Regions from separate parts of the Homo sapiens genome. Here region 1 is linked to region 2. Evidence: read pairs that join two places in POLR2A ChIA-PET (ENCODE). Cell type or tissue: GM12878. All regions are shown on one strand. Links, peaks and the distances in the headings refer to the core of each region. The heading gives the core; the rest is flanking DNA.

Region 1 (2,909 bases), core at 321-2,820, 430 kb before region 2:
TGGCTCACACCTGGAATCCCAGCACTTTGGGAAGCCAAGGTGGGTGGATCTCTTGAGCTCAGGAGTTCAAGACCAGCCTGGACAACATGGTGAAACCTGTCTCTACAAAAAAAAAATACAAAAATTAGCTGGGTGTGGGGGTGTACAGTCATAGTCCCAGCTATTTGAGAGGCTGAGGTGGGAGGATCGCTTGAGCCCCAGAGGCAGAGGTTGCAGGGTTGCTGTGAGCCAAGATTGTGCCACTGCGCTTCAGCCTGGGTGACAGAGTAAGACCCCATCTTTAAAAAAAAAAAGCGAAGAAAAGCTAATTGTAAGTGCTGTGCAATGAAGGAGGCTCATTGACCAGTGGACCTCGCTTGAGGATAATCAAATAGCAATAGAGGTTTTGCTGGAAAAATATTTGTTAGTGATTGTAGTTTTTTTCTCTCTGGAGTTTGTCCAGTTTTCCCACGGAAAAATTATCCAAACATCTGCTTTGGGGATGGGAGATGAAGTGTGGTAGGAGAGTGGAGCATGCATGCAACTGGTTGCTGGTGTGGGAACAGGCGCTGAAGGTTCTCACTGAATGCACCAGTTTCCCCAGTGCTGGGATTTTAGCCCATACCTCTCCTTCCCACTCCTCTGGGTTAGCAAATCGGTATGGAGCCTCTGCCCAAACTATCTGGAGACTGATCCTAAGATTGCCTGCCCCTGGCTGTGGAGGGAACTGGGGTCCCAGCTGCTTCATACCTAGACTGCCAGCCTCAGACCCAGCTCTCCCGTCGGGGACACCCAGTGGTACTCCATCTCTGACTCTCAGCTGGGTGAGCTGACACTCCCGAGCCATGTCCCTTTTCGTCAGCACTTCAGACTCTCTTCGTCTGCTTTGCCTAATCGGATGCGTGCCTCCAACCGCATTTCATCTTCCAGAAATTGGTGGAGGCCTGCCTTCCACTGATAATCCTTCTCCAGCATTTTATCCATCTTTTAATAAAATGCCATCTTTAATAAAATTATCATTCCTTCACTGTCATTTTAGAGAAGTTTTTCAAAGGACAGGCATTGAAGGCATGTAATCAGCCCACTACATTTAACTGGGAATGTTCTAACTACCTGAACTTTAAGATTCTGCTGCCAGCTTTGTGTTTACCGTTCTTAGCTAGATCTGTCACACACATATCTTTTATGCAGTATCTGTGTAGCCATGATGTGAATCAAACTACCGTAGCACTGCCTTCAGCATCTGTATCTTGGGATTATAGTACTGGTAAAATTTCAAAAGCAAAACTAACAAAAACAAGATCCTTTAACGGTAATTGATTAATTAATCCCTTTTGGGTTTTTACTGGATGACATTACCATGATGAAGCTCCACACTTAATACTATGATTTTAAAATTACCTAGAAGACAAATCAGGGCTGTACTGGAGGTTTCTTGTGGGAGGAAATGTAAATTATAAGAACTGATAAAAACAGACTCCTGTGATCAGAGGCAGAGCGTATGACCATTTAAAGGTATCATTCCACATAACCTGGTGGAAAAGGACATCTTCGTTTCCTGTGCTGTTAGGTGTCAGTTTGGGGGAAACGTGTTCCCCAGGTTATGCACAGATGGCGGCACAGGCATGGAGTGGGGGAGTGAAGGCCTCGGGGGGTGAGCACAGCCAGTCTGCTCATAGACAGAAGGAAAAGCAGCCATCGTGAAGGCTCGTCTGCCGCAGCTGCTCCGGTAGCAGGAGCAGCAGCTCATATAACAAATGTTTCATGACGAATGCAAACAAAAGCCAGCTCCGAAATTCCAGCCATGTTATGTCCAAGCCAGTTCAAAATCGTATAACCACTCCATTTGAGTTTTTTCCCCTCTCTAAATACATTCCATATGAGCCGTGGTGTCAGGGTTGCTGGGATCGCCTGCGTTCACTCAGAAAACTGTTGTTAAAGCCCAGACTGAAGGGAAAGTCAATCAGTGGGAAAACAAACTCAAAGAAAACACGGAGGCCCAGGTGTGGGGGAGGGGGTTTTCCCCAGCCAGGCAGGACCCCTGGAATGAGGCTGGAGGCTGGCGAACACTCTTCCAGCACAGAAGGAAGAGTGTTCTTGCCTGGGAGCAGGAATGTGTTCAGTGGGGCCCCTGTGCCTGCGGCGGCCTGGCCACAGCCAAGCACCGCGACTCAAAGTGTGGTCCACGGACCGGTGCCAGTCCGCAAGCTGCTTGCTACCAGCCCGTGACGAGATAAGGGCAGAAATTAAGAAGCAGCATTTGGAAGCTTTGATGGGAATTTTACGTGGCTGTGGTCATTTTTCTGACAATTTATTTTTATCGTCATTTACAAAAGTGTCAATCTGAAATGGATTAGGTAGGGAAAACAATCCGAGGTTATTGGAGAAGCACTGCCGTAGATTTTCCTCCCAGCGTGGGCTGCCTGGGTCAGCAAGGTAGAAGGCCAGCCAGTGGGCAAGACCACTCCTAAGGCATCTGGGGCCTCCGAGGCGCCATGATTCTTCCATAGGGTTTGGCCTTCTTGGCTTCAAAGCTCAAACATGTGCTGCCCCATAGCAATGGCCAGACGCCCAAACCTAAAGAGAGAGAAACTCTGTCTTCCTAAAACTGGTTCCTTTTTGACCCAAAACCTTTAAAAGTGGCAATTTGCATTTGGATAGCGCTTTTACAGTTAGCAAAGTACCTTAGACTTACATTGGTTCACTTGTTCACATCTCTGTTAGGTAGTGTTGTGAATCCCCTAACGTTACCCAAGAATTGAGACCCCTTCCCCTGCAAAATATGTTGAAGTCCTAATCCCCTATATCTGTGAATGAGACCTTATTTGGAAGTAGAGACTTTGCAGATGTAATCAAGTTAAGATGAGGTCATACTAGATTAGGGTGGACCCTAAATCCAATGACTTGTGCCCTTAAAAGGAGAGAGAGAC
Region 2 (2,909 bases), core at 254-2,753:
CAAGACCATCCTGGCCAACATGGTGAAACCCTGTCTCTACTAAAAATACAAAAATTAGCCAGGCGTGGTGGCGCATGCCTATAATCCCAGCTACTCAGGGGGCTGAGGCAGGAGAATTGCTCGAACCTGGGAGGCGGAGGTTGTAGTGAGCCGAGATCGCGCCACTGCACTCCAGCTTGGGCGACATAGCAAAAATTGACGGTGACTTGGACTAAGCTGATGGTGGTGGATGAGGGAGAAGAGTAGGTGAACTTGAGAGATATTTATTTAGAAGGTCAAATCTCCAGAACTCAATGACTGATTGGATATGGGAGTGATAGAGAAGAAGGCATCAAAGATGACTCAAGATCTCTGGCTTGTGTAAGAGGATGGCAGGCTATTCACTGACACCAGGAATTCTGGAAAGGAACAGGGTTAGAGGGAAAGATCATGAGTTCTATTTTAGACACATATTGAGCTGTTAACATTTCCACTTAGAGGAAATGTTAAGTAAACAGCTAGGGTTCAGTGGAGATGTCTGAGTGATTAAAGTTGTAGGCCGTCTCTGTGTAAGCAATAGCTGAGGCCACAGCATGGACAGAATTTCCTGCTCGCCTGGAGAGAAAGTGAGCAGCCTGGGCTGGAGGAACTCTGCGACTTCGCAGCTGGTTATAGGTAGAGGGGGGCAATATCATATGGGACTCAGGAGGGACGGATCTGAGAAGGAGGAAGAAAACCAGAGGATGTGCATCAGGAAAGCCAGGGGAAAAGGGGTCACCAAACGCTGCTCCAAGTGACTGGTGAAACCTGAAGACGTCCCTCAGACTCAGTCAGTGGGGTCAGTGGGGTTTCGCTGGAGGGAGACAAGTGGATAGATTTGAGATATTGAGAAGGCAAAATCAACTGGACTCAGCCATGTGTGAGACAGAACCTGGCCTCAAATTAGATCACTCCACATCCTCTTCCGCCTTCAGATCCCAGCTTCATCCTCACTTCCTCAGGAAAGCATCCCCTACTCCCTAGACTCCTGCAGATCCCTCTCACGAGCTCTCACTGCACCCTCCCGCTCCTTCCTGGCACTGGGGAACGTTGGCACCCATCCAGGGGATTGCCTGGGTCTCCCTTCTTTAAACCGTGGGCTCCTCTTGCTCACCACAGAACTCTCAGTGCCCAGCATCGTGTCTAATAATTGTAATGACTCACTTTAAAAGCTGTTGAATAAACGAATGGCTGAGAAGAAACTCAGCTGAGAAGCAGCTAGAGGAGAAGCTGAAGCAAAGGGAAGAGCTGACCGGAAGGATCCAAACACAGGCATAACTGACATGGTCTAGGGACCAGAAAGACAGGAGTGGGGCTGGAGCACGAGGAATGAGCCCGGGCAACAGGTGTAAAGGGAGGGGCAAGGATAAGTTCTTAGAGAGCCAAGGGCCACTACGCCACTCGTGCCTTCTCCCGAGAAGCCTGGCAGCCAACCCATATGCAGACAAGGATGACATTTTGAATTCACACTGCTGTGCTCTCTCTCGTATGTGACCTTTCCTGCTATTTTCTCAAGGAAGATTAGGATAGTCACAAGTTTATAAAAGAAAAAGGACGCGGTGGCTCATGCCTGTAATCCCAGCACTTTGGGAGGCTGAGGTGGGCGGATCACCTGAGGTCAGGAGTTCAAGACCAGCCTGACCAACATGGTGAAACCGCATCTTTACTAAAAATACAAAAATTAGCTGGGTGTGGTGGCACGTGCCTGTAATCCCAGCTACTGGAGAGGCTGAGGCTGGAGAATCGCGTGAGCCTGGGAGGCAGAGGTTGCAGTGAGCTGAGATCAAGCCACTGCACTCCAGCCTGGGTGACAGTGTGAGACTCTGTCTCAAAAAAAAAAAAAAAATGAAGAAGATAAATATCCCTTTCGCTACTGAGGCTGAACTCTGAGGCTTGTACAGTGAGGAGAAAATATCAACAGGGATATCTGTGGTCAAAAGGAAGAGGAAGGCCGGGTGTGGTGGCTCACACCTGTAATCCCAGCACTTTCGGAGGCCAAGGAGAAAGGATCACGAGGTCAGGAGATCGAGAGCATCCTGGCTAACACGGTGAAATCCTGTCTCTACTAAAAATACAAAAAATTTAGCTAGGTGTGATGGCATGCACATGTAGTTCCAGCTACTCGGGAGGCTGAGGCAGGAGAATCACTTGAACCTGGGAGGTGGAGGTCACAGTGAGCTGAGATCGCACCACTGCACTCCAGCCTGGGCGACAGAGCGAGACGCCATCTCAAAAAAAAAAAAGGGGGGGGGAAGAGGAAGCAGATCGCTGGTCCTTTCCAGCCCAGCAGAAGCTGAAAAAGAGGGAAGATGGAAGGAGGAGGAGGTCCTCACCCCACCCCCCAATTCCAGCTCCACCCAGCCCAACCATAGGGGAGGGGGAGATGGAGAAACATCAAGACTGTGAACAAGAGGCTGAACCTTTGTTTTTCAGCACAGACTGGGCAGGCTGCAAGCCCCTCAGAGAAACCAGGTTTCTGCAAGGCTGCCTTGGAGGAACATGACTTGGAGGAGAAGTGAGTCTGAAGCCACACCCCATCCCTCGCATGACCCCAGGCCTGGTGGACTGTCTGGGGATGGACAAGCTGGCACCAGTGAGCAGAGAGCACTTTAAGCCAGCATGGCTCCCAGAAGGCCACTTCCATGTTTCCCGTTTAGAGGCCAGGCCAGCCCAGCCACTGTGCAACAGAACCCAGTGAGGGCCCCAGACCCCTTTTCCGGCCAATATCAGGTCTCAAAGGCCCCAGAGGCCATCCGAGATGGGAGGGGGCGGAGAGGAACCACAGAGCCTGAGTCGCCCAGGAGACAGAAGAAACGGAGGCCCCACCTGATGTACACTGGCAAACGTTAAGATGTACCCTCCCCTACCTAAAAAAGAGGGGAAGATATCGT

Evidence for each region. ChIA-PET counts read pairs that join two places held together with the same protein. Peaks named below come from ENCODE experiments on the same cell type or tissue, not always from the same donor. Only the 100,000 strongest peaks of a DNase experiment are listed, where the experiment ranks them.
Region 1: POLR2A ChIA-PET joins it to region 2 with 6 read pairs; 3 of 35 experiments call an interaction of 5 or more read pairs at or near these places.

What each region holds. Positions count from the first base shown.
Region 1 is chr6:149,035,485-149,038,393 of GRCh38, forward strand. The region is part of intron 7 of UST (uronyl 2-sulfotransferase); the gene reads left to right. Among named protein-coding and RNA genes, the nearest start is that of UST-AS2, 4.3 kb to the left of the region's middle. RefSeq lists an enhancer at 2,091-2,676. In GM12878, for the core only: no CTCF peak of the experiment used is centred there; no DNase peak of the experiment used is centred there.
Region 2 is chr6:149,463,506-149,466,414 of GRCh38, forward strand. All of the region lies in intron 2 of ZC3H12D (zinc finger CCCH-type containing 12D), which reads right to left. Among named protein-coding and RNA genes, the nearest start is that of ZC3H12D, 20 kb to the right of the region's middle. RefSeq lists enhancers at 2,280-2,509, 2,600-2,649. In GM12878, for the core only: no CTCF peak of the experiment used is centred there; no DNase peak of the experiment used is centred there; H3K4me3 peaks cover 204 bases; H3K27ac peaks cover 639 bases.